5 separate regions of the Homo sapiens genome follow, and all the other regions are linked to region 5. The links are chromatin loops, found by intact Hi-C in ENCODE. Cell type or tissue: heart left ventricle. All regions are shown on one strand. Links, peaks and the distances in the headings refer to the core of each region. The heading gives the core; the rest is flanking DNA. Region 1 overlaps LOC101927263 (a long non-coding RNA gene). Region 2 overlaps LETR1 (lymphatic endothelial transcriptional regulator lncRNA 1). Region 3 overlaps SCDAL (stem cell derived angiogenic lncRNA). Region 4 has its middle 68 kb from the start of LETR1. Region 5 has its middle 81 kb from the start of LINC02852.

The links. A loop is a pair of places that touch in the nucleus more often than their neighbours do. Peaks named below come from ENCODE experiments on the same cell type or tissue, not always from the same donor. Only the 100,000 strongest peaks of a DNase experiment are listed, where the experiment ranks them.
Region 1: a loop joins it to region 5, with 4 times the contacts of the local background. A loop is called at or near these places in 24 of 110 quality-filtered maps.
Region 2: a loop joins it to region 5, with 4 times the contacts of the local background. A loop is called at or near these places in 24 of 110 quality-filtered maps.
Region 3: a loop joins it to region 5, with 4 times the contacts of the local background. A loop is called at or near these places in 28 of 110 quality-filtered maps.
Region 4: it touches region 5 in a loop (3-fold over the local background); 20 of 110 quality-filtered maps call a loop at or near these places.

The regions. Positions count from the first base shown.
Region 1 is chr15:96,353,902-96,359,730 of GRCh38, forward strand. It overlaps LOC101927263 (a long non-coding RNA gene), which reads left to right. Exons shown (of 5, transcript XR_007064788.1): 3 at 1-611. Among named protein-coding and RNA genes, the nearest start is that of SCDAL, 14 kb to the left of the region's middle. RefSeq lists enhancers at 351-1,250, 4,573-5,415. In heart left ventricle, for the core only: CTCF peaks have their summits at 1,343, 3,142 and 3,355; DNase peaks (open chromatin) are centred at 700, 3,150 and 3,420; H3K4me3 peaks cover 2,893 bases; H3K27ac peaks cover 1,846 bases; H3K27me3 peaks cover 2,905 bases.
Region 2 is chr15:95,289,491-95,295,319 of GRCh38, forward strand. It overlaps LETR1 (lymphatic endothelial transcriptional regulator lncRNA 1), which reads right to left. Exons shown (of 4, transcript NR_034095.1): 2 at 1-64. Among named protein-coding and RNA genes, the nearest start is that of LETR1, 35 kb to the right of the region's middle. In heart left ventricle, for the core only: a CTCF peak has its summit at 2,587 (motif pointing left); no DNase peak of the experiment used is centred there; H3K4me3 peaks cover 1,196 bases; H3K27ac peaks cover 1,242 bases.
Region 3 is chr15:96,343,448-96,349,276 of GRCh38, forward strand. It overlaps SCDAL (stem cell derived angiogenic lncRNA), which reads left to right. Exons shown (of 2, transcript NR_198964.1): 2 at 1,118-2,197. Among named protein-coding and RNA genes, the nearest start is that of SCDAL, 3.5 kb to the left of the region's middle. In heart left ventricle, for the core only: a CTCF peak has its summit at 2,267; DNase peaks (open chromatin) are centred at 324, 1,329, 2,424 and 4,034; H3K4me3 peaks cover 4,846 bases; H3K27ac peaks cover 4,840 bases; H3K27me3 peaks cover 3,786 bases.
Region 4 is chr15:95,256,132-95,261,960 of GRCh38, forward strand. No RefSeq gene overlaps it. Among named protein-coding and RNA genes, the nearest start is that of LETR1, 68 kb to the right of the region's middle. In heart left ventricle, for the core only: a CTCF peak has its summit at 3,483 (motif pointing right); no DNase peak of the experiment used is centred there; H3K27ac peaks cover 1,163 bases.
Region 5 is chr15:94,667,798-94,673,626 of GRCh38, forward strand. No RefSeq gene overlaps it. Among named protein-coding and RNA genes, the nearest start is that of LINC02852, 81 kb to the left of the region's middle. In heart left ventricle, for the core only: CTCF peaks have their summits at 2,831 (motif pointing right) and 3,030; no DNase peak of the experiment used is centred there; H3K4me3 peaks cover 549 bases; H3K27ac peaks cover 1,589 bases.

The sequences.
Region 1 (5,829 bases), core at 501-5,500, 1.7 Mb after region 5:
CCTGGCTGGGCCTTTGGGGACGCGGCCCCTGGCCCTCCGTGGCCTGTGTTCCTGTTGTTCGCTTCTCTCCCAGCGGACCACTGTGTCTGGGGCGCCGCGCCCTCCGGTGCGCTCAGACCTCGCGCCCTCCGACCGGCTTCTCCCAGTCCCCGGGAGGAGGCGCTGTGCCCGGGCTGGCCTCTGGTCCCTCCCAGCCGATGTCCTGGAGCCCCCATTCACAAAACCCCTCCTGGAAGAGGACACACACCCACCCACCCACACACACACACACACACCCCACACACGCACTACGAGAAGGGGAGTTTGATCTTGTCTCATTGGCGTCTCGGGTCTGAAAGGAAAATCGTTTGGGTAAACAGCCAAGCTTCCAGGCTTAACGCCCGGCTCCCGCCCCCGCCCCTCCATCCCCTCCTGCCTCCCCCACTCGCCTTCAACCCCACCCGCCACCCACACTCGGCTCCGCAGCCGGGCCCCGAGCGAGCTCCGCGAGTCCTGGCGAGAGCCGAGGGCTCCCCGGGTTCAAAGGGCCGCAGCCCCGAGGGAACGCCCTCCTTGCTGTGCCCCGGGGGGCAGAAGCGGACTGCTGGGCGGTGGGACCGGCCTGGGCCACGGTAGGAACCGCGAAACCTCCGGCTTCCCTAAATAGAGCTGGTCTCGGGGGAGGGCGCCGGGGAGTTCGGAGCCCGGAGGGACATTTTTGCCAAGACCGAGCGGAAGCCGAGCCCGTGCGGCTGGCTGCGCCTAGGAGTTCCGCCACGGGTCCGACGGGGCACCCTGGGTCCCCGCAGCCCGTCACAGGCGTTTGCACATTTGTGTGCACGACCACTGGCGGGGGCGTTGAGCCTCTGCTAGCCGCCTCGGGCTCCGCACACCCTTGGGTGATTACCCGGCCCCCACCTCCCTCCAAGCGACCTCGGCTCCAGGAAAAGGCTTTAATCTGCTATTAAGCGTTTTCCAAAGTTTCTTTCCAAAGGAGAGTTCTTCACTTAACTGGCTGTAAACATAATTAATAGTTATTAACATGCAAAAAAACCTTTGTGGTGTTTAAAAGGATAATGGTCTCTCTCTAGCTCACACTCTTAAGCATGGAGAGAACCTTGAAATCTGAAAATATCCTGATTAGATTATTAGAGGTGATTATACAGTGATTTTCCTCGTTCTCTAATGACATTCTTCTCTCTCCTCCCTTCCTCTGTCTCTTGTTCTCTCTTTTTCTTTTTCTCCCAGTCTCAATCTCACTCTAATCCAGGAGTCATTAGCAACACCCTCTGGCTACATGTTTTGCATCAGTGAAACATTGTGACATAGTTGTAATACAAACTCAGCCGCCTTGCACTGCATCTTGCGGTAGGAAGTGTAATAGCAACAAAAATCATTTTTCATCTCCAGGCATTATTGGGCGAAAAAAACCCCAGAAAACCTGAATGTGAGAAGAGGAAGGGGTGGAGAAGAGAGAAATGAAGGGAGAGAAGAAGGGGGTGGAGGGGGGGAAGAGAGAGAGAGACAGAAAGAGAGAGACACACAAAACCTTTTCCAGTTTAGAACTCCTTTTCCAAACTGTAGGCGTGCAGGTTCACACCTATCATTTCCTATGCCTTCCTCTCCTCGGTTTTTGTCCTAGTTCCTCACTGCTGGCCCTCAGTGGGCCCCAGGACCCTCTTGGGAATTCCCTCTGAGCTCCCATTATCTCTCATCAGCTGCCTTCTCCCCATGTTAGCACCAACTCTCACCCCCACCCCCATGCCTAGGCCTCAAGACCCCCAGGGCCCGGGCCACCCCTCCTTAGCTGGCAGTTACTAGGGATGCTCACTGAAGTCCTGCTAGGAAATTGGGGCCTTTCTCCTGTGTGGTCTCACAGGAATCTTTCCTAGCCTGATGGAGAAGAGACAAACCAGCCAGAAAGCCAACCTGGCTATTTTCCTGGCGCAGCCGTGTAATTTCTGAGCAAGATCTGAGAGCTCCTAATCAGCAAGGAGGAGCCCTGGTTACAGGGAGAAGGGGCACTCACGCTATCCCCTGCCTGCCCTTTGGGGGCTCACCCCGCTAACTCAGGGGACTGCGGAGTTTCAAGAAGCGATCTCTATGTTGGGATTGCTCAGGCAGGGAAATACAGGGGCTTATACAACACCAGATAAACTCTATCTCCACCCTATAGTCCCCAGTTCAGCTCCCATTATTTGTAGGATCCACAGAGCTCCTTTTAAAAAAAAGGATTTGAACTTTGTAATAAAAACTACATTAAATAAAGGTTCTGTACCTCCCTTCAAAACAAAGAAACCACACAAATCCTCACTGGACCATGACAGAGATGCTGTATTTTTAAAACCATGTTTGGCATGTAACATTTGTTTTAACTTATAACACCCATCTCTGGGATGGTGCACTTTGAAGACACATTGAAGCAAAGGCTCACCATATAAGTGGGTTAAATTTTCTGTATATTTTATGGTCGTGTGGATATAAGATTGCGGCAAACCTGTTAAGTTATCAACTGGATAAAATAGTGTCAAATGCCCAGTTGCACCTTGGAAAGAGAGGCTGTGTAATTTGCAATTCTTGCCAGTTGCTACTTTCACCGGCGGACAGGTGTACGTGTTGGGGGCTATATTTTGTGGTTATTTAGTCAGCAAAGCCAAAAGCTGTGGGTACAGTGTCCCAGTAGGCTGGAGACTGGCACTGCAGAACCCCTCTAATGCTGGACTGACCAGAATAAATGAATTTTGGTGGAAATCATAATTGGGAAGGGATGACTTTATAGGCACCACCTCATGGGAGACATCTGCACTGGCCGCAGCTGAATGGCCGGAAATACACGGGGCCCGAACTAGTGGCTTCCTAAAGACCACGTCTCATTTATCTTCTCCTTTCTAGGAAAGCAGCTCCCCAGCTTGAGTGACTACTTTAGACTTGGTGAAATTGTGCCTATATATTTTTCTCCTTCTTCTGTTATTTTCCCTTCATCCCAATGCAGCCACTGTGGGATCTGTCGGTCACAGATAATGGTTTTTAACCCGTCAGAAGACCTGTGCGTTGCGGCTTCTCTGAGGGTTTCGATTACGGAAAAAGTCCGGGTGACGTACAATTAGGCTGCCGCAGGCTGGGAGGCTTGGCGGCGTCATTCCAGTTTCTGCAGCGAGGTGGCGCTCCAAGGTACGGCAGCGCGCCCGGGTTTTCGCCACCGAGCGCATCCGCCGCCGCGTCCACGCAGCGAGGCAGCGGCCACCGAGCAATGTTAACTCGGGGTTCCTAAAGCCTCTGAGCGGAAAATCGGGAGCGCTCAGACCCACCTAGGCGGAGCGGTCCGCAGGGTGGGCGAAGGCCTGAGGCCACGACTGGGGAAGGCTGGCGGCGGCGGGGAGCGCTGTGATGGCGAGTTCCGGAGCACACTCCGCGCGCCGCCGCTCGGGGGAAATCTTCGAAATTCCCGGGCGGGGCGGAGGCTGGGGCTGCAGGTCCCCAGGCACGGCGAGCGGCGCGCTGGAGTCAGCCTCGGCCCAGGCACACCGAGCAAGCGCCCAATCCACCACAAGCTCAGAGACGCAGCTTAGGGTTTTTTGTTGTTCTTGTTGTTCTTTTTCAAAGAAAAAAATAAGGAAAATATGTGTTCTATCGTTGTCCCCCAAACTAAAAAAGAAAAGATATATAGTTTTTGGGTTTTCCTTTGCTTTCTTCTTTTCTCTCATTTCCTTTTTCTTCCCTTCCTTTTCCTTTTATTTTCTGTAGTTTTTTTTTCTTACCTCTCCTTTCGCTTTTTTTTTTCTGTATTTTTCCTCCTATTTCTTAGAACTGGTTGTGTGTGTGTGTGTGTGTGTGTGTGTGTGTGTGAGAGAGAGAGAGAGAGAGAGAGCTTGAAAGAGAGAGGGAGAGAGAGAGAGAAAGTGAAAGTATTACCACCGGCTGGTAATACTAGAAGGCTTGGGCAAATGGTAGCAAAATTGGAGAAACTATTTCAATTTATTGAACGGACTTCAGTGCGTACGATTTCGTTTCCATGCTTCTGCTCTTTCTGGGTGTCTCACAAGCTCTGAGTCGAAGATGACTGGGAGAAAATGGCTCTCACTCTGCCACTCCTCATCTGCGGTCGTAGGGGCCCTTTAAAATCATTTTTGAAACAGTGATAGAATAATAGTAATAGTCCCAATGAACAGCGTTTCCTTCTGGCATGAATTTTCTCGTGGTTTTGCAGCCTGGTCGGCGGGACCCGAGGAACGCGGGCGGGCGGCGCGGCTGCTAGGCTGGGGCCCTCCTGTCAGCAGCTGGTTCCATGTGAATCCCCTGACCCGTGAGCTGTCCCCCTCTCTGTGGCCCTGGGTCTCGGGCCTGGGCCCTCGCAGCTGCTGGGATGCTTTGCTGCGACAACACCCTGCCTTCCACATGCAGCCGCTGCACTTCTCCCTTGAGTCGCATTTCCGGCCACCTCACCTTCCTTGAAGTTTTCTAGTATATAAGGAGGAATTTTCGGCCCAATTTAGAAGTCTGCAGAAACTCAGAGGGTCAGGTCATTAGGAATGTTAACGCGGCGACCAAGAATTATAAACATGATCTGAAAGTCTCTTCCAATTCATTTCTTCAAGTATTTATTTGAGCTAAGTGATGAAAAGTGACAGTTGTGAAATAGACAGCTTTTAAAAGTAATGAAGTCAGATGAGGCTTTAACCTGTCGATTGCTATAAATCAACTTTGAAAAAGAGGAATGAAGAATGTTATTTGAGCACCTAACCGCCAGCATTTGCTTTGCCGGCTGTCGACCCTGGAGTTGGTCTGCGAGCACCTCCCAGGAGGCAGGACCCAGTGAAGCCCTGCGCCTGCAGTGTGACCCTCAGGTGACATGAAGGATTGGGGGCCGCACTGCCAAAAGGCGACATTTTCGTGTGTGGGGGAAGGAGGGCTCCATTTCCACTCAGACTTTTGTCATGGGTTTGGGCTATGCAACGTATCTGGGCAGGTGACCCCAACCCTTAGCACAGTTAGGAATTCAGAGAGGCTGCCACCCATGGGGCTGAACCCCGAAATATAGATCGGCGCCCAGCCCAGCTCCCCAGCTGGTTGAGGGCGTCTACTTCCTTCTTCCATCCGGTTGGGGAAAGCCCAGGGCCTGCATGACGCCCTGACTCTACTAAACCTTTAGAAATGGTGGCAGCAGGGTGAGGAAGATGAGGAGACTAAATTTCTCCAGGGGTGGGTGGGTTGAGCTGGGGCTGAGTTATCTATAACATTAAATGACTCTCTTCTGTGAGGGAAACCCAGGAAGGAGGGGTCCTGCGGTCCTAGGGGCCTGGGGGCTGAAGGCAGGATAGAGCAGGTGTCTGAAGTTCTTGTGGGGAGGGGAGAAGGGTCCCATCCCGGCATGCCCCCGTCAGGGCATCCAGAATGCCTTCTGAGAAAAATGAACTGGTTGGGTGTTTTAAAGTAAACCTTCCACATTCTTTTGGAGATCTCAGTTCCCTACGATTGCAATTTCAGTCTTAGCCGGGCTTAGGGACGCCATCCTTTTCACAGTGACTTCACCGCACTCTGTCCCTGCCTGCACTCCAAGCCTAAGCCGGGGAAGAGTTCCCCGGGCCTCTGGCCCTCTGCGTCTGCTAGTCTCTTTCCCCCAAGACTCCCCGAGGTGGGGAGAGCACTGGTGCTCCCTGGAGAAATCAAGGTGTCCAACATTCTCTCCGAGGCGAGGCTGCTTGAGCGCCAGCAACAGGTCCTGCTGAACTTTCTTCCCCGGCTCCTTCGCTCCGGTTGCTCTCCATCCTCATTTCTGGGGTCAAATGGCAAAGAGGGAATACTCCTCGACCCCTCTCCCCCTTGACTATCCAAAGCAGCCCGAAGTTGGCG
Region 2 (5,829 bases), core at 387-5,386, 620 kb after region 5:
GTTGTCTGGTTTTTGTTTTTGTTTAAACTGGTCTCAGAACATGGAGAAGTACGACCATCGTCAACTGAAACAAAAACAAAACAAAACAAAAAAACCATGGACTTGAGCTAAAATTCTTAAATGAATTGTTTAGCTTCAAAATGTAAAACTGTCCCAGCAAGAATGTCACAAAGTGTAAGCACAGAAGGATCTGTATTTTACTGAAAACATTCTTTATATAACACCCGGAGAACACGAAAAGAATGAGCCACCCTTACTTATATTACAATGTCTGTATTTATTATCTTTTCAAGTGTGCTTAACAAGTTGATACCATTTTCTAAAAGGTTTTTTAGTTTGAGACTCCTAACTCATACACCTGCTCTCTTAGGTCACAACTGTAAGTCCAGAAAAAGGTGTGCTTTATGTTTCTGTGAAAACTGGCTTTATTTCTAGTTATAAGGGAGGCTGAACTTTTAGGTAAACTTGGTGCCAGGTAGCAGCAGCAGGAGCAACGTGAAAAAGAAAAATGGCAGTTACCCACTTAAGAAAATAACATTCTGTTGATCGACAAACACCCTTTAAATTTTAGCTATTAACAGCTCTTACAGAAACAGGAACTGCCAATAACAAACTTGATTTCTAATGTCCCCAAGGTAATAATAATCCACTAATTTGACTATATCCCAGCTGGCCTATACAGCAGTTTCTATTTGTTTTTTGTTGTTGTTGTTGGTTTTTTTTTTTTTTTTTTTTTGCAGCAGGGAAGACTTATCTTTCTTTGGGAAAAAAAAAAGGTGGGGAGTGTGCTGTAAAGTTAAGAAGGAGTGTGGAGAGAAAACACATGGAAATTTAATGTGAAAGTTTCTTGTTGCAATAAAGCTGTTAGGTTTGGCATGTAGACTGTTATCAGATGGTTCCTTTGACATTACTTGAGCCTTTCAGTAAGTAAGACAAGCCTGAAGGATTAGGTTGTCAACTTCAGCCTGTCATCTTTGAGCAGAAAAAAAGAATTCCTTTTCTTTTTCTTCCTTTCTTTTTTTTTTTTTTTTTTTTAGGTTGCATCTTCCTTCACCAGCTTTGAGCTTTGGAGATCGCAGCAGAGGTAGTTACTGGAAGACAATCTCAGGCCCACATTGATCATGGAAGTCTAGCTTTTAAAGATAAGTGAGCCAACCAAGCTGTAAGGCTAATCACCCTGTGCAAGTATGAATTTATCTAAAGAGGATTTCATGTGGAACCCCCGGAGCCGGCCGCCAAACGGATGACTGCACACTTTAAGAAAGTTCGTGGGACTTCTCCCAATCAACTGTCAGGCCACATAAAGGGTCTGGAACGCGCTGACTTAAGCAAATAATATTTAGCCATCTAAGGATACCGTAAGGCCCAAGATTTTGCTTTGTTGGCGCTGACAGGAAATATTGATACATATCAAGTAACACTCCTGATGCAAAAAGCGATATGTGTCTCCTTTCGGCACTATCTCTGTTTAGGAAACACCTTGCTTTAAAAGAAAGCACAGGTGGGGGCAGGGACAATGTCAAACCCAGCACTTCACTGGGTTTTCCAGCTTTCCTGGGATCACAATTTCATGAAAATAGGAACTAAGCAAAAGTCGTCTCCTTTTTGAAAAAAACCAAATGTATTGGAATTTGAATTTGCAAACTCTCAGAATGTCTAGCTGACAAGTGAACCCTGCCCATAACCCCAAAACTATTCCTTAAGTTTATTAACCTAGGAAACCTGCCACTGATTAGGTTTGGGTGTGTTTCTCAGCTTTTACAATAGTCTAAACTATATTACAACTATGTGGTTACAGGGCCTAAAAAGTAAATTGAAATATGTGGCTATTAAGTCGCAAATCCCCTCAATAGGACATGTGAGTCAAAACTCAATTTTTTGTGAGAAGTAATGTCTGTAATCCTATTGACTCATCATTTTTAGACATTTGTGGCTTTAATTACAGGGGAAAAACTGTAATGTCCTGTCTTGGGAAAATTTGATAGGGAACATCGGGCTGTTACCATAGAATAAAGGTTGCGTTGGAGGATTTAATTTAAAAAGGAAAAAGAAAGAACCCTATTTTATCAGAATACTCTAAACATTCTCCATCAGTAACGTTGTGCCTGAGGTGATATCCTTGAAGATGCTGGAGGTGGCGGTGTTAATGAAATACCCGTTGGCATTAAATAGCATTTCTAGAATCCTGATTGTAGCGCTAAAAAGGAAAGTGAATTTTCTAACAGCACAATAAACAAGGGGAATTACGAAAAAAGAATCCGCTGGTTCTGTAAGGAAGATCGCTTCCAGTTAAACAAAGAAATTTAGGGTCGTCTGCTTTTCATGAAAATCACATACATATGGCCTTTGAAATTTGTCACTGAAGATGGTTTTGCTCTAAGGTAAAATTCACCACTTTATAGCTTTTCAGCCGCAAGTCTCTGGATTTTTTTTCTTCTCTCTTTTGGCCTGCAGCCCAATATGAATGTATGATCACTAGCACAAGAGTTAAACATCTGAGTCTTTTTGAAGTGTCTTCAATGTTACAATGATGTGATGGTTGATTGCCTAGCAGTCAGTTTAGAAAAGTCTGCATTCTGCCCCCTAGTGGTAGAGATTAAAGTTTAATGGCTGCTTCATAACACGTAATGCCTTTTTCCCTCCTTTTCCATATGTTAAGGATATAGAGCAGTGTGGGAATTACTGATGAGTTTTGTCATAATCTGTAAAGTGTATATTTTAAGCAGGAAAATTTCTAGACTGAATGGACAGGTTTACGAGGCACAGGGTCATTTGATGTATGTTTTGTGTACTCTGCTGTGCTTTGCCAAACAATATACATCACCACTATAAACAGACATTGTCCCTAATACAACATTCCTTCTGGGAAAATTTTGGGACTTCTTAATAGAAGCTATTAACCAAAAAGTGCATGGTGTTGCCAAAATTATAATATTATACACACACACACACACACACACACACACACACACATATATTCAGAGAAAGCATGGTATACTGTCAGATACTGTGGAACTTCACATTTCTTTTCAGATGACCATTTTTTGTACAGGAGGTAATAAAAACAATTTGCACTAGTTATACCACTTACTACTCCACAGGTCACATTCCCTTTGTGTTCAAGTTCATAAAGAAAACCACGCACACCCAAAGTAAGGGTTTGTGATGTCCGAAAGATTTTGATGTGGGAAACGTTGATCACGCACAGCTTTTTTTTCAGCTGACAATGAAGTGGAAGACATTTGTTTGAGTTTTTATCGTATCCTGAGTTCTTGCTTGTTTGTTATTCATCTTTAATGTAGAACTCATATCTTGCATGCAGGCAAGTGTTGGAAGGCACACAAAATCAAGCACCCATGATATAGGCATCATCCAATGAGTGTGTGTTTAGATCTTGCAGAAGTGAAACCCCATGTTGGAGGAAGACGGGACAGACCGAGGAGGAGAAGGAGGAGGAGGAGGCATCCGTGGAGAGTGGACAGGCGGGACAGCTGGACCATGTGTAATGTGTCAGTTTGCTTCTGTGCCACTATTGTGTTGCTGATGTTGGAATGCAGGGAAGGCGCTAGTTTATTGAATAAGGAGCCATGTAAATTCCAGCTGTCAACATGTGATCACTCCCTCGGACAAAGAGAGAGGCTTTCTCCTCACTCATATTTGATTTCTAGTCACAGCTACACATTTTCCAGAGCCCTCATTGCCACCAGGCTACATCTGAGTAGCCTTTGGCCAGCCTTCTCTTTTCAGACTGGTTTTGCAGGGTGAGTACCTGGCTTGTAATGGTGTGTTGGCTGGCATTCAAATGACACAGTCAGAGTTAGTTCAAAAAGAATGCTATGGCTGTAGTGATAACAAATAATCAATAGTATTTTTAAAGCAGAATTCTTGCTATTGTTTGATCTATTTCAGTATAAAAGGCAAATGCTTTACTCAAGAAGAATAGTCCAAAACAACAATTCATACACTAGGTAGCTTTTCTTATTGTGAGACATGTCAACTGGGTTGTAACCATGTCAGTCTATGCCTTTCTTTAAAAACTGCTCCAGGGAACCACAGGTCCACAGAGGGACAGAGAGGCGCTCACTTCTTATCTTGCTGTCTTGCTGTCTAGCTCTGTACCCTCGCCATGTGGCTTGAGAGAGGCTGCTGACATTACTGAGATTTTGAGTGGGGTTCTGGGAAGCTCTCTACAGACTGGAAGGGGAGGAGGAAGAGGAGAGTGAGGAGCGGGAGGACAGGAGAAAAGCATTCTCTGAGTAAGATCAACTCCAAAGCAGCTTGAGTCTCATGGGAGTTTAATTAGAGGAAAAAAAAATTCATCCTTGTTCACACAGGCAAACATTATTCATATCTAGGAGATCTTGGATGCCAGTATTTTTTTTATAATGGGAAACATAGAACATTTTGTGGTGTGTGGCAAAATCGCAGTGTTTCTTTCTCCTTGCTGCAGAATTTCATTATCTTGAAAGAACTCAAAATGCTACAACATTGGAACGGTAAGGCTCCTTACCCAGGCACACATTGCTTCCTGCTGCCGTGATATGGCACTCCCTATAACTCTGCCTATAATTTGCAGTAAGAGGACTTTGATGCTTCTTTAAATATACATATATTACATACATATGGATTACATATGTATTTCACTTTAAGTTACTCAACATAAAACCTCCATAAATTTCCATAGGGGTATTTTCTAGAAATACATGGTTAAACATTGGATGAAATGGAGAAATTTCTGGTGTCAGGGTTGCCTAGAAAAACTCTTTTGACCTAAAAAAAATGCTTTTTTAACCCCCATTAATTTTCTAATAAAAAATTAGCTCCAATTTCAAAATGATTTGGTGACATTTAGCTATACTGATTTTAAAAGATGTAAGGGTAGCTTCATATTGAAATCATTCATCGGTGGTCAAATCATTGCCATGACCATCATCTTCATCCACTATTGAATGGTTTGCTGTTGACTAACAGATACTGTGCTCAACACAGGGAAGGGCACACAGATGTAAAAGAGGATGTTTTCCTCGCCTTGCCTGGGATTAGAGTGAGGTGAGTGAAGCCTATGAACAATTTTTTTTTTTTTTTTGAGATAGAGTCTTGCTGTGTTGCCCAGGCTGGAGTGCAGTGGCGCCATCTGAGCTCACTGCAACCTCCGCCTCCTGGGTTCAAGTGATTCTCGTGCCTCCGCCTCCAGAGTAGCTGGGATTACAGGCACGTGCCACCATGTTCAGGTAATTTTTGCATTTTTAGTAGAGACAGGGTTTCACCATGATGGCCAGGCTGGTCTCAAACTCCTGACCTCAGATGATCTTCCCACTTTGGCCTCCCACAGTGCTGGGATTGCAGGCGTGAGCAACTATGCCCGGCCTGAACTTTGATATTTTTTTTGTCATGGATTGTTTGCACTCATTTTGATTTTTCAGTATATTTCATTCTAATATTCTTTCTCTTGATTACTAAGATTTTTGGTGCTTCCTTAAATTCTGTACCCAGAGAAGTGCCTCATGGTCCATCCCTGCTGGCTTGCCTCACGTGGAAAGATGGAGGCTCGCTTGTTTGTTTCTGTCTGTTCAGCTTTTTAAGATTTCACAGAAATCAATTTTAGCCAAAACATCCTTCGTGAATTCACTAAAAACACATTTATAGACGGTGACTTTCCACATCCTCTCTCAAAGGTGCTTTTTGGGGGCTCCCAACACTCAAATAAAAACTCTTGCTATGTGCACTGATATTTTTCTGTCTAGGAACTAGTTTTTTTCAAATTTAGGATGGAATAAACAGTGATTTTCCTGCACACTGTTTGTCTTACGTCATTCCTCTGATGCCTTC
Region 3 (5,829 bases), core at 214-5,213, 1.7 Mb after region 5:
GCGTGTGTTGAAGCTGAACTCTATAATTTGCGCTTCTGTTCCTTTATTAGGCCTGGACAACGAACTAATGAGCTTTGGCCCAGTACAATGTCACTTGTATTTATTTTCTTATGGCAACTTTGAGATAGCGGAAGTGTTCTTTACCAAGAGCCAGGGAGGGCCCGGAGTCCTGCCGGCTGCTGTCCCGGCCCGGGTCGGTGGCTGCGTCCCGGGGGAGCGAGGGCGCGGTGAGAGCGCGCGCAGAGCCGGCAAAGCTCGGGGACTGGGCTTCTAGGCGAAGCTAATGGGGCCCTCAGGAAGGCGTTAGGCCCTTTGGAGGCCCAGGCATCCCTACAGGAGCAGCTCCCTGAGGATGAGGTCGGGGGGCGCGGGGCAAGTCCAGGGCAAGTTCCCAGGCACGAGATGATGGAAGGCGCGAAAGTGGCATGGCTTCCTCCTGGCGCAGAGCAGGGGGTCCTTCCGCAAAGACTGCCAGGCCAAGGAACCCTCTGAGCAAGCAGATGTACTCCGCCCGGTGGCCTGGGCGTCTGCTTTCTGCTGCAGGAACCTGGCCCAGCTCTGTTGCTCTCTGGGTTGGGGGTGAGGTGGGGTGAAGAGGATGCTTTAAAGGAGTTCTTGGGGTCCTCGGCATGCGGGGACTCCCTCCCTTCTCTTTCTGGTTTGGCCACTCCAAAGGGTCGAAGTTGGAGAGGCCTGGAATAAAGTGAAGAAGCAGTGGGGGTTGGAGGGACAGAAGGGTCGGCGGAGGCAGTGCGGCGTCCCTTGTTCCCTGGCAGAGAGAATACGAGCCCACCACGGGGGGATTGTGGGTGGGGGGCAAGGGAAGGGAAGCCCCAGGAACTGCGAGGGGAGCGAGTACTTCTCTCCGCAGCCTGTCACTTTCCGAGGCTCCCGCCAGGCAGCCCTCGTTAATAACGCCTAGACACCGTGCCCCTGCCCGCCCCATCTCTCCTTGCCTCTCCTCACTTCATCTCTCTGCCTTACCACCCCCTCCCCACCTTTTCCTTCCTTCCTGCAAATGGGTGTTAACGTGGGTCTTTATGTTCTGTCTATAACTAGGATGTAATCACGCACCCCATGCCTCTCTCTAAAAGCATTTCATAAATGTCTATTAAAGCGCTACGAATGTAAGATGAATTTAGTGGCGCGGCTGCCTCCCTGAATCCGAACGGTAATGATGGATTTATCAACGGGGATTCGCCTTCAGCCCAGCGAGGGAGGTTTACTCAGCAAATATGTCGGCGAGCACCCACCCAAATGCAATCATTTGACCCCCTGCGGACGATAGCTGCCGTGCCCCTTCCCACCGCTGGTCCTGCTTGGCCAGGGTCGCTGGGGGCCAGAGGCCGGCCCGGATGACCAGAGAGGTGGCCTCACGGATCCCTTGGCCTCTCGCCCCCTCCTCTGTTTCCTCCTCTCAGCTTGAGGCTCTCCTGGCAAGGGGGATCGATCTGGCGTGTAGGTTTGGTGGGGAGGGAGAGGGTGGTGGCGGTGCCAGAGCACAAGATGAAGTGTGGGCTGTCTTGGCGTTGCCAGGAGACATCAGTGGGTGCCATCGTGCCCTTCTTAGTTTGGAAGGGGCACAATTGTACCCAAGTCTCTGAGTGTGAGCTTAAGTGCCCTGCTTTTGACCAAATCTTAGTGTCTGGGATCGTGGCTGACTCGGCCCAGCCCTGGGCCCCATTGTAGGAAACGTGGCTGTAGGACAGAAGCCTGTGGTGCCCAGCCCCTTGGAAGGGCTCAGATGTGCCCAGAACGAATGCCTTGCCTGCCCATCCTCCTGGGGCTCCCTAGACCCCAAGCCAAAGCAGAGATACCTGTTATCAAAGGTTGGGGAAGAGCCTCCAAGGCAGGGGCAAAACTTCCATATCTCTTTCCCCCAAACTGATCTAGCTTCTCCTTCACCTTCCCCCACCGAGGCCACCCGGCCATTTTAAAGTTTAGTGGCTGTGGACTTTTAGAATTTGGTTTGGTCTGTGATCCTTACCGCACAGACCCAATGACCACCACCTCTTTCTTTTTGTCTTTTATCTGCTCTCCTTTTGAGGGGGAGGAAAGTGCTGGCCTGTTCCATCAAGCCCAGTTCGCATTTGCTTTAGCCTCTGATTTCTCTTTCTTCTTTGGAAATTTCATTGAGATGTCTCTGTACTTCGCTTGTCAGTTATCTTTGTTCCTTTTAAATAAAGGGCTTTTAAATGGACTTATTGCTCCCAGCGTGGGTTCCTCTCTCTAAATGTTAGAAAATTGTGCCATCTACCCGCTATGCTGAGTACTGTCACACTCGGAGACCTCGGGGACCTCCGGGCAGGCTTCAATGCTGCAGTGTCAGGGGCCGCGGGCAGCAGGAGGAGGGGGCGGCTCACGTGGATTTTTACAGATCTCCGCCTGCAGCCGGCCCGCGTGGCCACGCCAGGGCACGGCCCGAGACGCGCGCAGCCGCCAGCTTGATGGCGGCCGCGAACTTGGCTGCAGCGGCAGATCTCCGACCAAATCGCAGGCGTGGCCGGGACTCTTCGCTTCTGCAGCATACAGCTGGCCGAGGGGGAGCCGCGGGTGGTTTTGGACCCCAACAGCAACTGGGGGTCAGGGATAACGGAGGACAATGGGAAAGGGGGAGCTGCCTAGGAGGGGGAGAGGGGTGGATTTTGCCGCGCCGCTTTGGAGCGCTCCCACGGCCTCTCCAGGCCGGTCTCTTTCCTTGGGGGATGCCAGGCTAGGGGCAGCGGAGAGCGAAAGCCGCGGAGTGGCTTCCCTGTCTCTTGGCCAGAGAGTTCTGGCCAGGCAGTTCGGCTGCAACTTTCAGATCCATTTTCTCTGGTGGAGATATTTCTGGTGTCTTTTTGTAGGCCAGACTTCTTTCCTTTAGGGGAGAGTGGTTTAGATGGACCGAATTTGAGCAGATCAGGTGTCTGATGTGGGGTATCTTCACCCCAGCCCCGCCTCTGCAAAACACCCATCCGCAACTGCAGGTTCTTTTGAATGAGTTAAAATGGATTAACAGTTTGGATTTTATTATGTGGCTCCCCCTCACAGATGCCTTTTTTGTTGTTGTTTTTTGTTGTTTTGTTTTAACCCATAAGGAGTATTAGCTAAGATTTCCAAGTGTCAGTTGGGTATTTATGCTTGTGGGGGAAAAAAAATCTCCGATACGGTTTATGACTTTTATTACATGCTTCACACTGTTCGAGAAATGGAGTTTTAAGCAACATACAATTAAATCTATATTGCTCTTTGGAAAAGGGCCAAGGAACTCAGCAATCAATTAGTTTAGATCTTTTCATACTTGTTGCTAAAATCAAAGTATAAAACTACAACCCTGGCTATACCTAAGAATAGCTTCTTTTCCTATTTTTTTTCAAGTCATGTAGCTAACACGTAGGAAATGGCAGCTGCCTTATTTTCCCAAGTTTCTTTTTTCTGATTCTTCTGCCTAGATTAGCCTTTAAATAATCAAACGATTTTCTCCCCCCGCCCCTTTCTCTCATTGCAGTTTCTCATCTGCCTTTATCTGCCTGGTTTAGTTTTTAAAAATACACTTATTTGTAATATGTATTATTTTTTAAATAAATGTTCCTTAATCCTCTCTCTTTCTTCCCCCTTCCCTTGCCTGGCAGTGAGAAGGGAAACGATGTTGTTTAATAATCACAATAATACAGTGCTTTCTAGACAAAGGCAAAATTAAATTTTTTATAACCACAACAAGAAGGGAATCAACCTCTCTTTCTCTCTCTCTCATCTCTGTCTCTTTAAATAAGCAGCTGAGGAAATAATCTCCCGCACTGAACAGAAACTGCTTCCTCCTTGAAAATGCCACCGTTCCCACCTCCCTGGCCCTCTCTGGGCCAATCCCTTGGGCTGTCGGCTGTCTGCCTGTCCAAGACCCTGGTTGGGGGTGGGGGTGCGCCTATGGAGATCCAGGGGCGTAGTGAGAAGGCAGTGGGGTCTCGCTCGCCTACGTGCGGCTGCCGAGGCGGGGCTGACAGCAAGTTCTAAAGAGGGGCAGCTAATTTATTAAGTAATTCTTACTTCGCTTCAGCATCCTCTGCCTACAGCTCCCGAGGCTCCGGCGAGGAGGGGGAGGGGTCTGGGGCTGTGCGTCTCCCCCTCCGCATTTCCTTCTCCGCCTTCCAGGCTCCGCCAGCCCCTCCACCAGCCTCATCACTAATTAAAACGCCCTGTGGCTTTGGGACTGAGTAGGCCGGTCGTTGAACTGTCATCTCCGCCAGGATGGGAAATCTAGAACATCCCCTCTTCTGCAAAAAAGGTTCCGAACCCAGTGAAGTGATTGGGCGGAGTGTCATTAATCTCTCTCCAGAAGCTTTCCTTTTCCTCCTGGGGAGTGAGGACTCCGGCCTTTGCCTCCACCCAACACGGTCGCCCGGCTAGGCCCCACCATCCCCACTGTCGACCCCGCCGTTGTGCCCATCCGTATGCCCTAATTGTGAGGAAGGTCTGGGAAACATTTTCTTTGCGCTAATTTTATATTTCCCCTTTCCCCCTTGCAACATTAAACATAATTTTGCGCTGTCACTGTCACTAAGATTGTGGTTTGCTGATGTCTCTACTTGGAAACATGACCCCTTCGCCTCCAACAGGGAGTCCTCCCCTTGCTTGCAGCCTCTAGTGCGGCCCCTTCTCCAGCGGGGACTTCAGAGCGTTTATGAAAATGCTGGGGCGGGGGGTGAGGGGATGGGGAGGTACTGATAGTAGTAAAGGCCAGAAGGGTTCCTACCAGAACCCTACAATCATTCCAAACCCTCTTTTCCTATGACAGCAGGAGCAAATGTAGTTTTGATGTGCGTTTGGTTGTTGGCTTGTTTGTTTAATAAAATCCGTGTGTGTGTGTGTGTGTGTGTGTGTGTGTTTTAATGTCTCAGTGTATGTGACAGGAAACCACTTTCAGAATTTCCCTTTGAATTTTTTTTGTTTGTTTGTTTTTGTGTCTGTCCTCCTCAACTTCTCTCTTTTCTTTATTCCCCTCCCCACTACATTTTCTCTGGCTAAGCAATAATCCCCTGGCCCAGTGGCCACGCTCCTGGAGATAAAATCCATTTATCCCTTGTGTTGCCTCACTGAGGCCCGGTTATCCAGGGCCTTTGGCGACAGACTGGAACAAACAGAGATGAAGATATTTTTTCGTTTTCCATACCTGCTCCTCCCTTCCTTCAATGTGCCAGCCTAGAGGGGCTCTGGAGTTGAACAAATGTACCCACAACTGCAGGTTTGCTCTGGCGCCTGGTTGTGGTCCTAGTTGCTATTTGTTTGTCTCTTTGGAAGGAGCTGTTAGTTACATTCTGCTCCCCACAACAGTCTCAGAGCTTGCTTGCACCAAGGTTGGGAGGTTTCAGAGCGATTATCTCATTTCGCTGGTGCAGAGGGAAGCTGCTGGCAGCCCCTGGATCAGACATTCAGTGGAAGGCCCATGTCACAGACCCAACCCGAAGGTTAATTTTCCCTCATTAGCATCTCCATAGTCTGCTCCTTGCAAGGGATCTCAGGTCCTTGCTGCTATTTTCTCCCTTCTCACTCTTTCTGACGAATTCACTCTCACTCGTGGTCTCCTCATCACAACCTTACATTCTGCCAGGTTCCTATTGAATCCATAGACTGATCGCTGAAAACCCATTTCATCAGTTTCCAACCAGTATGCCTATTTTTAATCCTAGAGCCCCTCTCCTCCATCTGTATCTCTCTAGCCTCAATGCACCTCATTTACAAAGTGTTCTGCTTTATCCAAATTAGTTCACTTCCCCCCTTTTACTTTCTCATACCCCCTCATTCTTTCATTGAGTTCTAGCAAAAGCAAAAGATACAAAATGGCAAAGTTTG
Region 4 (5,829 bases), core at 583-5,582, 590 kb after region 5:
GGGTCCCTAAACTAATACCTCTTCCATTGCCTGCATCTTTCAGGACAGCAGGGGCTTTGGCTGTTTTTCTTTACTATTGTCTTCCAAGTACCTAGAAGAGTATCTGAACATGCTAGGAAGTTGCTACATTTTTGTTTAACAAAATCTGCACCTAGGTGGACCTGTGATGTTCAAACCTGTGTTGTTCGAGGGTCCACTATACTTCCCAACATGTGAGGGATGGAAGTGCCTTGCTGCTGCTCTCCACATGGCTTCCACTGATATCACAGGATTAGGGGGCAGGGGTAAAGTCCCTCCTTCCTACTCAGCCTCCTCTGACACCATCTAATTAGTTTTTGTGGAATTTGGCTAGAATAGAGTGGTTATTATCTAAATGTTTTTCTGTCTTGCTTGGTTGCCCCTTTCCTTGTCCTTTGGCTAGAGACAGAGTAGTCTTTCGCTGGGGCTTTTCTTGTCCTTTCCCATTATTATTTTGGGGTTCTTGGTTCCTTGAACTCTAGGTCTGAGATATATCAGGCAAAGCTAAAAGTCAGGAAACTCACCTTGGTGTTTTCCTTGTATCCTGAGATTCCCTTGTCAGGTAGCTTTCTTCTCTCCACATTCCTGCCTTCTAATGTTTGTTTCTATAAATTCTCAGAGTCTTATCTGTACATAGAAGGAATAATAGATAAAATTATGTGTACTTCATCCTTAGTATAACATTTTTAAAGAACATTTGTGAAAACAAAGATGTCAATCATAATAACATTTAATGAGAAGATAATCTGAGTATCTTATTGCTACCATTTATCTTAAGGGACAAATTCTTTTTCCACGTTGATATGGAGGCTTAAACTTATCGACATTTTCATTTGAAAAAATAATATGTAGATTATGCCAAATCTAAAAATTCACCTCCAGTCCCCAAAGAAGCAATTCCCTTGGCTCTTCTGTGTGTGTACTGAGGTCAATATGGCAGCAGGTACTTCATGAGGCCGCGTTGTTGAGGGAACCCAGAGGATAGACAGATTGGCCATTTTTCACATTTAATTTCCTTGTTCATACAACTGCACAACAGCACTGAGTTCAAACCTGCCAAGACGAATTTATACCTCACTAGCCCTATTCGTTAATTACAGAAATGGCATTTATTTTAAGCACCAAAATGTACCATCAACGAAAAGATGGACGCAGCATCTAACAGTGCTTCTGATGATCACTCAGACCATAAAATTCTATTTTTTTGTTACTGCCATTTTTTATTTTCCCAGCACTTTAATATTTCTTCCCAAAGCAGAATAGCACAAAGATTTTTTTTTTTTTTTTTTTTGACACAGGGTCTCACTCTGTCGCCCAGTCTGGAGTGCAATGTCGTGATCTTGGCTTACTAAAACCTCCGCCTGCCAGATACAAGGGATTCTCCCATCTCAGCCTTCTGAGGAGCTGAGACTACAGGTGTGTGCCACCATGCCTGGATTCTTGTATTTTTTGACAGAGATGGAATTTCATCATGTTGGCCAGGCTGGTCTCAAACTCCTGATCTCAAGTGATTCACCCGCCTCAGCCTCCCAAAGTGCTGGGATTACAGTCATGAGCCAAAAGTGCCCCGCAAGAATAGCAAAAAGATCTATTATGGATTTAATATAGAACATTTTTAAGCGTGGCAAAACAAGTAGATGATGGTTAAAAGGTGACATGACCAATAGGTTGGTATGTTATGATGGCATAAACCAATCATTTTACATGATTTTCCACACTAAATTTCCCGGATGTTGTGGCCATGAGCCAAGATATTTTATGTCATTAATCCACTAGCTAGAATTTAGTTGAGGAGCTAATTCAGAGAGCTTGGAATAAAAACTTTGAGTTGGGTTTTTGGTAACTGACATGTGCTATGTTTAAATGAAATATGCTTGTTGCACCACTGACCCAAACGAGCAAAGTGCTAAGGTATTGGAGATGATTACTTATTTTACATCATCAGAAATGAAGTCTAAGGAGAAAAGGTGCCACATTTTTGCCTGCTTTTTTCTTTCCTAGGGCTATCTATACCCTTGACAAATTTGATGTTCAGAATTTTTGCCCTTTAGAAGTTTTTAGTAGAGTAATTTGAAAGACAGGTGCTCATTTAAGTGAAAACAAAATTATATATATATACATACATATCGCCATATTTTTCTCTCAAAAAGTTAAAAATGACTTGTGGATTTTGCTTAAACATTTAAAAATTCATTTTTTCAATGATCAAGAATTACCAAAATGATTGATATTTGTGTTGTTATTGTTTCTAAATATAATAGTGCTGCTTAAAATGGTCATGATATGCATTTACTTTAGATGACACTTTAGGTGACTTATAAAATGCATAGTTTAGACTGCATAGGCATTCTGAGTTTGCATTAACATAAAAAATGTGCATTCTAATCCCACTTAGGTAACATAGAGAAAAAGTCTACACATCAGGAGAAAACAACTAAAATGGAGATAGGAACTTGTTTTTTGGACACCTTTTGGCACCCACCATCACAGATTTTACAGTCTCAATTTCTCCTGCACAGATCCCACTGACAAAGGGTATTACATTTTGCTGACATCAGTGACCTGGCATCACGGAATTATTCCCTGCTTCGGTTTACAGAGGAATAAACCAGTAATTAATTATATATCAGAACATGAGAATCGACCTGGCAATAATGTACAGGCTAAGAACTCTATTTACATATGTAGGTTATTTAAAATATGTCTTGTTAAATAAATATTTAAAACACTTCCTTATTTAGCTTATACACTGTTTGGACTGAAGCTGCAATCCTCATTGCAGAATGTTCGAAAGAGTAAGAGTGTTGTCAGAGATTTTCATCTCTGCCTGACCTGCAAAATCTCCTCTTTGTGCATGGCAGGGCATACAAAAAATCTCTTTAATGAAAACAACAACATAAACTATCTCTATTGGCACTGACATAAATAATGAAAGTAGAAATTTCATCCTGAGAAAATCACAAAACTTATTTTTAGGTTGAGGGAAGTAGAACAAGAGGCCCAGGCATAAATTAATCACAATCGACATGACCACCTCAGAGAGAGCAGTTAAAAGTAGACAGTAAGGGAAACAAATGATTTCACAGAAAAATGTTCTCCTCGCTGTTGGTCTTTTTCCCCTTGTAAATATCCAGAATTGCTTTTAAAGTGGAAATAAAATAAAATACAGGACTTAAGACTTTTCCGTATCTCTCAAATCAATATACAGCCACAATTTTGAAACAACCATAATAATGAGAATACACAAGACAACTCCAATAATGTGGGAAGACAAACTTTGCAATTCACATCATGGCCACACTAAGACTCAGTTAGGGTCCCAGAAGGTATTCAATGTATTTCTGGGGGCTCAGAAATTAGCTTTTTTTGGGAGGATATCTCTATACCTGCAACTGCCCAGTTTTCTCCAGAGCATGTTTGCTCCCTTCAGAATGGAATCCCGACCATGACGATTTCTGATCCACCAGGGGGAGCAGTTCACCAGCACAAAACAAGCCTTCCCCAAAGGAAGTCGCTGAAGGCGCCTTTTCCTCTCAATTTACACAGCTGACAACGACTCTGATTTTTATCAGTTCTCCTAGATGTGGCACTCATATACCTCATACTGATTTCATATGCCTGACCTCATGCTGGTGGGATATGTGTTGTTCCATCACGGACACATATGCCCATGAGCAGGTTTTTCTGTAGGACTTGACATTCAGTCCTTGTAATTTATAGAAATTCCTTGTTTTATTATAGGAAGTAATTTAGTCTCTGCTTCTTCGCCAGCTTTTATGGACAAAACCGATAGATTTATCAAACTGCTTATTTCATACTTATTCTAGGGCAAGGACATAGTGGAGAAGCTGATCTTTGGGGTGTGTGTAAGGAGGTATGTGTGGGAGAGGTACTCCCCCGCAAGGTCTTGAAGCCAGGCATCTACCACAGCTTGCTGATAGCACCCCTTCTTTCTCCAGCAAGCCTTTTTCCTGCCCTCAGACTAGAGCCCTGGGACTCGGAAGGAAAACAGCTGCCAGAGAAAGGCCAGTGTTGGTGATAAGCTCTTTGTGTGCAAGCTCAGACTTGAGACCAGCCTGTCCAAACAAAACAGCGGTGGACTTCAGGAGAGCTGTGTATGGGTAGAGAACCTCAAGCCTGCTGGTGAAAAAGCCAACCAGAGGACTACACTAGCCCTTGTTTTGCAAATGGCTCCACAATCCACTGAAGGAATTTCCCTAGGGGCGCCAAGTTTTAACTTTGACAGAAGCCAGTCCTTTTGGCCCCTTATCCCAAGTCTCTACCCTGGCACTTCAGCTCACTGCTCTCTGACAGTCCTTACTTCTTAAGGTGTAGACTCTGATCAGCAGCTTTGGCATCAGCTGGGAAATTGTTAGACATGCAGAACCTCAGGCCCCATCCTGGACTTTTGGAGTCAAAATCTGCCTTAAAAAAAAAAAAAAAAACAGGTGACTAAAGTGCATGAAAGTTGAAACTATGCACAAAGACTCTTGTCTCTGAATAGGTCTGCTTCTATTAGGATGCAGAAAAGATGCATAGTTGTGTTCTTCAAATAGAAGTCATAGATGTCAAGATTATTACACGGCCTTATCATATACGTAACCAAACTCTCAAAGCAGCAGGGACAAAGCAGAGAATTTAGTCTTTCAAAGAAAAGACTTGGTTCTGGAACATAGCAGCTTTCTGGCACCTCATTTGTACTTCATAGGTACTGACTCCATTGGGAAGATTAAGTGAGCACCTGACACACAGAAGATTCAGTTGACCCTTCTTTTCCTCTAAAATTGAGTTTTCAATCTATGAAAATCAACCCGGGATTTGGCTATTAACATTTTTTTCTTTAACTTTACTATTTTCTGCCTTTTTTTTTGAAGGTAAGGTTTTGCTCTGTCACTCAAGCTGAAGTGCAGTGATGCAATCATAGCTCACTGCAGCAGCCTCGAATTACGGAGCCCAAACAATTCTTCTATCTCAGCCTCCCAAGTACCTCAAACTAGAGGCACACGCCAATACACACAGCGAATTTACTTTATTTTATTTTTGTAGAGATGGGGGTCTCATTATGTTACCCAGGCTGGTCTTGAACTGCTGGCCTCAAGTGATCTTCTAACTTCAGACTCCCAAAGTACTGGGATTACTGGCATGAGCCGCCTTGGCTACCTTTGCTAATATTTTATTACTTCTGAATAAACCGTGGAGAAAGAAATAAATCTTAAGCCATCCTATATATTTACTCATTAGTTGCTTTGTTTAATGGCTTTGAAGAGGAGAAAGTTGAAAGAGCTAAAATAATCATTTGAGATTTCTGATGAGATTCCAAGACTTACCTTGGACACTGTTTTATCAAGGCTAACTAAAGAAGGGGAATTTATTCTAGAAAAAATAATAAAGAACTATCTCATTAAAAATACCCCCCAAACAGCTAATTTCCAACCACACATCTGTTAATATTGTCTCCTGAACACTCACAGCTGGATGGAGTTAGTGACAGGTATTTGAGGTGTCGTAATAGGACACATTGTCTGTATTTCTTTGATGACTTAAGGAGCAATATTCTGCATTGCTCATTTTTTCTCTGGCCTTTACACTATTCTTTTGCAAATGCTGTAATGTGATATTCTGAATTTTGGCACAAATTCGTTAGAAGGCAAAACTATCCTGAGTATCAACTGCTTGGTTACCAAGTTGGATGTAATCCCTTCCGAGGAAAATCAGTTATAGAATTATGATATTGGGTTTATTTCCTGACAGGGTAGAGATTTAGCATGGCAGACAAGAGGGAAGGCTATCCTCAAATCTGATGTCCTGGTT
Region 5 (5,829 bases), core at 223-5,222:
CTCTCTTCCCTAGCTCTGGCCACATTTCCCTACAGCTGTCATTGCTCTGAGAGTTTTCATTGGCACAAGACAGAGAACAGCTGAGCCTGCAGCTTCTATTGTCACAACTCTTTGACCAGCAGAACAGGAGAAAACTATACCTGACAGGACTCCTTCCAAAAGATTCAGCATCAATTCCATCCCAGCATCTTCCCCAGACCACAGGACCAAGTATCCCTGCTGCCTCACGACCATTACACCTAAAGACGCAGTATGTCTCTGCGAGTCTTCCCTGAAGCCTGGACCGCAATGAGTTGCCTTTCCTCCTAATCCTGGAGAGAAGAGAATTTCTGAATAGAAACCGGGGACCTTATTAACTTCAGAGAGAGAGAGAGAGAGAGACACTGAGTTTCAGGTCATGCCAGATTTATTACATAAGTGAGCAAGCCATAAAATGTAACGGTTTGCATTTGCTTTGTACTACTCAGTACCTGAGGGGGGAAAATTGATGTAAAACTTTTCATAACTCTTTATATTTTTGTCACACCACTAATTGATATCCTTTGCTCATGAAGATGGTTGGTACCTCATTTAATGTTATAGTTTTATGAAAGTGACAAGTGACAGCGTATGTGTTTGGAACCAAAAAGTTACCTTAGAAGGCATGGGGTCCCAGTTCCTTGTTTTATACATGAGTAAACTGAGGTAAAGGAGAAGTAGTTCTCTTGTGATCACAAAACGGCAGAGCTCTGTAAGAAGTTGACCCTTAGTGCAGTGCTCTTCTATTAATGCAATCAGGTGCCTGAGCAGGATTGGCCAAACCTGACCTTGGGGGCCCATTCTGGGTTGCCTGGACAACAAGCTAGCCAGAAACAGCAGCTCTTACTCTTAGCAGGAAAGGGCTCTTCCTCACACAGGGGACTGCAATACCTTACTACCTGAGTTCTCCAGGTGTGCACAGCCAGCATTCCCTGACAACTGCAAAGTGCAGGCCCCTAAGAGCCTGATGCCTGAGGATGACCAGCCCACCCCATCCTCCTCAAGGCTCTTCTTACCCTTGCCCTGTCAAAAGAGACCTACATGGGCTGAGCACCAGGTGGCTCACACCCGTAATCCCAACACTTTGGGAGGCCAAGGCGGGCGGATCACTTGAAGTCAGGAGTTCGAGACCAGCCTGGGCAACGTGATGAAACACTGTCTCTACTAAAAAACAACAACAACAACAATTAGCTGGGCATGGTGGTGGGCACCTGTAATCCCAGCTATGCGGGAAGCTGAGGCAGGAGAATCACTTGAACCCAGGAGGCGGAGGTTGCAGTAAGCTGAGATGGCACCATTGCATTCCAGCCTGGGTGACAGAGCAAGACTCAGTCTTAAAAAAAAAAAAAAAAAAAAGAAAGAAAGAAAGAAAGGAGACCTACATGAGGCAGGATGGAGGGCAGAGCTGTGGAGGATGGAATGGTCACTGGAACACAGAATCCCACTGCAAGTCCTACAGCTTCTCTAGGGGACACCTAGAAAACCGGGGGGGGCCTTGCTTTCTTTTTGCTACGCTTGGCCTGATGTAAGCTTTGCCCAGTTACATGTATTCTTAGCCCACTTTGTGTGATCTTTTGAAATGTGTTCCCAACCCTGACACCTGACAGGTGGAGATCCATCTGAGACCTACCTGGCAAGGCACACACTTAACCTCTGACCTTTAATTTTCTAATTGCAGACTAGAATTTTATCTGCTTCTAACTACTTAATAGGTTTCCAGAGAAAAATCGACGTGTGCTTTACTTATGGGCGAGGTCCTTGAAATTAAAGCATTTTATAATTCGGAGCATTCGGGTTTTGTGCCTTCATACAAGAAGCTCACTTGGCGAAAAAGTATCACCTCATTCTCTTGCTAATTCTGGGCTTATCGCACATTCAGTGTTCCATAAAGCTTGACTTGAAAGCTTTCATTTCAAACCCAATTCATATGAATTAGTGTACTACTCAAAATGTCAGGCTGCTAATAGGACATACATAGCAACTGGAAATTGAAATAAGTGCATTTTAATAGAGCTCAGAATTAGGATTTCCTCTATCTGTTTGACGTAGTATCACAATTATAATTGAACATAATTTTTTTTTCTGTTGGCATTTAATGATCCTCTATCTAGAATTATCAATCATCCCGAATTCATTATACCATTTTTCAGCGGTAAAATGGAAAAAAAGAAAGAAATTCAAAGCTTTTTAATTATGGTATGAACATGGAAAATCATGTCACCTAATACAGATTAAGGGAGAAAATGGATGGATCTAAGATTACTCAATTGATCATTCTATCGAGTAACCAGTGAGATCCCATGTAATTATGGCATTACATAATAGTTATTTTCATTATGTTTAATTTTATATGAGAAAAGTTTTATGTTACCTTTTAATCTCTAAAATATAGTCTAGTTAATTATTGACAATTATTACTTTTTGAGCTTTTGATAAAAGTGAATTTCTTCTCCAACCCAAATGCAATATTTATGAATGCTTGGCTGCCCTTAATATCAGTTTTTCAAAAAGTTGTGGACATTTTAAAGTAATTACTGCTCTTCACTTTAGCTTTAGTTGAACACCTGGGTCTGACTTGAGGGCTCCAAACATAAAATAAAATAGTACAAAAGTCAGAACTGCTGTCAAAAAACAATTAGAAAGCATTGTATTCTGGGCCATGAGGAAGTTAGATTATTCAGTTTCTAATTCCTGTCAGGCACAGATTCTAATATGAATGTGGACATTTCCTTATTATCGTAGATTTCCTAGACATAACCCTATTGTCAGTGATAGAATTCTTCCAGGCTGTTCCTATTTCTGTTTATAACCAGAAGAGGGCAGTCAGGTTCCATGATTCAGAGATAATTGCCACTGCCTCAGAAAGTAAGATTTCCAATAAATCTCAATGATTGGAATTACGTTTTCCTTTAATAGTATTAAAGGGCGTTTATAATTACCTGAAGAGTTTTCTGCTTTTATTAAAAACCTTACAACCTTGGTGAGATGGACACTTTCTTCAAAAGAGATGAAATGAAGGTATATATTTATTTGGATTATTTCTCCCTTGAACATGTTATTTCTGTTCCTATCAGCCTTCTTCAACATTTAGCTGGCACATGAGGGAGGGAGAAAATCTTATCATGTAGATAGTCCTCCTAATTTATAACTTTGTGGCATTTTATAAGTAAAAAGATATCTATTGTACAAGGCAAAGAACATTCATCAGCACTTCAGTTTCAAATCAAGAAGAGAGAGAGAATTAGAAAAAAAAAAGATTCACAGCAATTGAAAAACAGATATCTGCCAGAGGAACTTAAAATTCCAAAACACTTCTAGCAACACTTACTTACCATGAGAAAAAAATAATTACACTTCTAAAATAAAACTTTGAGTAAAACAATGTTAGAAGAATGTGATGTATTTTTTTCCTCCTGAGATCTCTTCTATAAGCAGTTGAAAGAAAATAAACATAAAGCTGAACACAAAATACAACAAACATTTCTGCTACCTTTTTCTCTTCTTTATTAGTAATAAAACCAGAGACTAGAAACCCCCTAATTTACTGAAAATAGAAAAACAGATATATCGGAATGAAAGCTTGAGTATTCAAAAAATAAATTATTTTTAAAGGGCCAGCCTTAATTTTAACATATAAGAAAAAGTTAATTTCAGGACGTAATTTCAATAAAACGATAGCCACAAGAGTTAACCATAATTCAGGCTACTTATTCTTGTTTGTATTTGAAATGTTCCCTCTGTGTTAATAGTGCTTCTAATGCTATTTCTAGGTGATTGTGCAGGGAATCAGTACTGTCTGATGCGGACAAATATGTGTATACTTGTGTTTATATGTAAACTATATATATATACGTATGTGTCATATGGCTGTGTACATTTCTATCAGCTACCTGCCTACAAAATAGCTCTCTCATGGTTATGGAATTCACCAGCCCCGCATGCACTCCTCTTGAGGCCTGTGGATTAACCAGGAATCCAGGTGATTTTCTATTTGATCCATGCCTCCAGCCCCTGGCCCACCGTTCCTGTAGATGCTGCCTCCAGAAAGAGCTGCCTCTGAAAGTGACCTTGCTCAGCAAATGCCTATTGGCTTACACAGAAGTAGCAATGCCTTTCCCAGAAGAGGCGCTGCAACTGGTGCTGCTGTAAAGATGGGTATGGGATCTGGGGTGGGAGGGAAGAGAGAGGAGGGAAGCAGCTTGCCAAGTCGCTTGGGCTACTTATAAACAAACTCAGCCATTGTTTCCCAAACCCTTTACAGTGGAGAGGGGAGCTGGACACACACTGTGTCCTGGACTCTATTTATGTTCTGTGCTTGGGGAGAGCTGCTTTTAAGAGACTGATTCGGTTTGGAAGATGATTTCCATCAGCTACTTTTAAAAGATACGTGCTATTTCAGCACAAAGCTGAAGCCCCTGTTAGAGCTGCACTAGGGATTAGGAAACGGCGTGTATTTTAATGCCTTATGAATAGGAGTAGCTGATAAAAGAGGCTCTTGTTACCACTGCTACATTTAAATGTGAAAAGCAGCTGCTTCTAGGGAGGAGGGGGTAGGGGAGAGGAGAAGAGATATATTATTTTCATAGGGATTTAATTTTCAGACTACACTGAAACCATAGAATACCAATGGCCATTCTCTTATCGGCAGCTCTCTAATCGTACTGAGATCTGTAAGATTGTGGAGAGGGAAGGAGAGGGACTGGGAGGCAGAGAAAGGGATTGTGTGTAGCGATGAGGCTGGCCGTTTTCATCTGCGTGTATGTTTTGAACCTCAGATCAAAACGCACGCGTGGTGTTTTCTTCTTCTCTTAGGAGCATTAACCCTTTAAACTTTCAAAATGCCAGCCAGTTAAAGAGTTTGATGCAACTATGCTGTCTTCAGAGCATGCAATTTTTCGATGGGCCCTGAGAATAAGATGACCACTGAGACCTCATTACAGAATATGGACCAGGTGTACGCGCCTGTGGCCAGGTCGGGGCAGGGGGCATGAAAGAGGGTCTCTTCCAACATTTCAGAGACAAGGATTTCAGGTAGAATCCAGGACGTATTATGAATCCAACAGAGAAAGGCTCTTTCTGCAAATCTTATGACCACCGGAAGCTGATGATATAAATAAGACCTAGGATTATTAAACAAACTAGCAGGTATTTGCCAAATACTATCAGTATTTGAAGAAATACGACTAAAGAATATAGATATTTTGAATGAATGAATCAATCTGGGCACCATTATTTTTCTCTCCATATTATCACTTAATAGCCTGGTTTTGTTTATTCTCATGTTGGACTTATTGAAACTGATCGCTAGTGAATTTTCTGTGTGTTTGACCCCTGACCTGCCCATGAGGTTTCTAAAGTACTTCTTAAAAAACCTAGGGTTTTGCTCCAAGACATTGTGAAGACATCTTTCTGATAAGAATTAGTTGCCTTTGGCCGGGCGCAGTGGCTTACATCTGTAATTCTAGCACTTTGGGAGGCCAAGGCGGGCGGATCAAAAAAAATTAGCCAGGTGTGGTGGCGGGTGCCTGTAGTCCCAGCTACTCGGGAGTCTGAGGCAGGAACGTCACTTGAACCCAGGAGGCGGAACTTGCAGTGAGCCGAGATCGCACCACTGCACTCCAGCCTGGACGACAGCGAGAGACTCCATCTCAAAAAAAAAAAAAAAAAAAGAATTAGTTGCCTTCCCCATAACTACTCTTACTCTTTCTAATTTTTTGTAGTATTGCCATTATCCAATGGTTTAACTCCAGAAGTTAAAGGATTAAAAACAAGTCTGGGAGTGATAAATCGGTAGTTCTCACCTAAGTTATA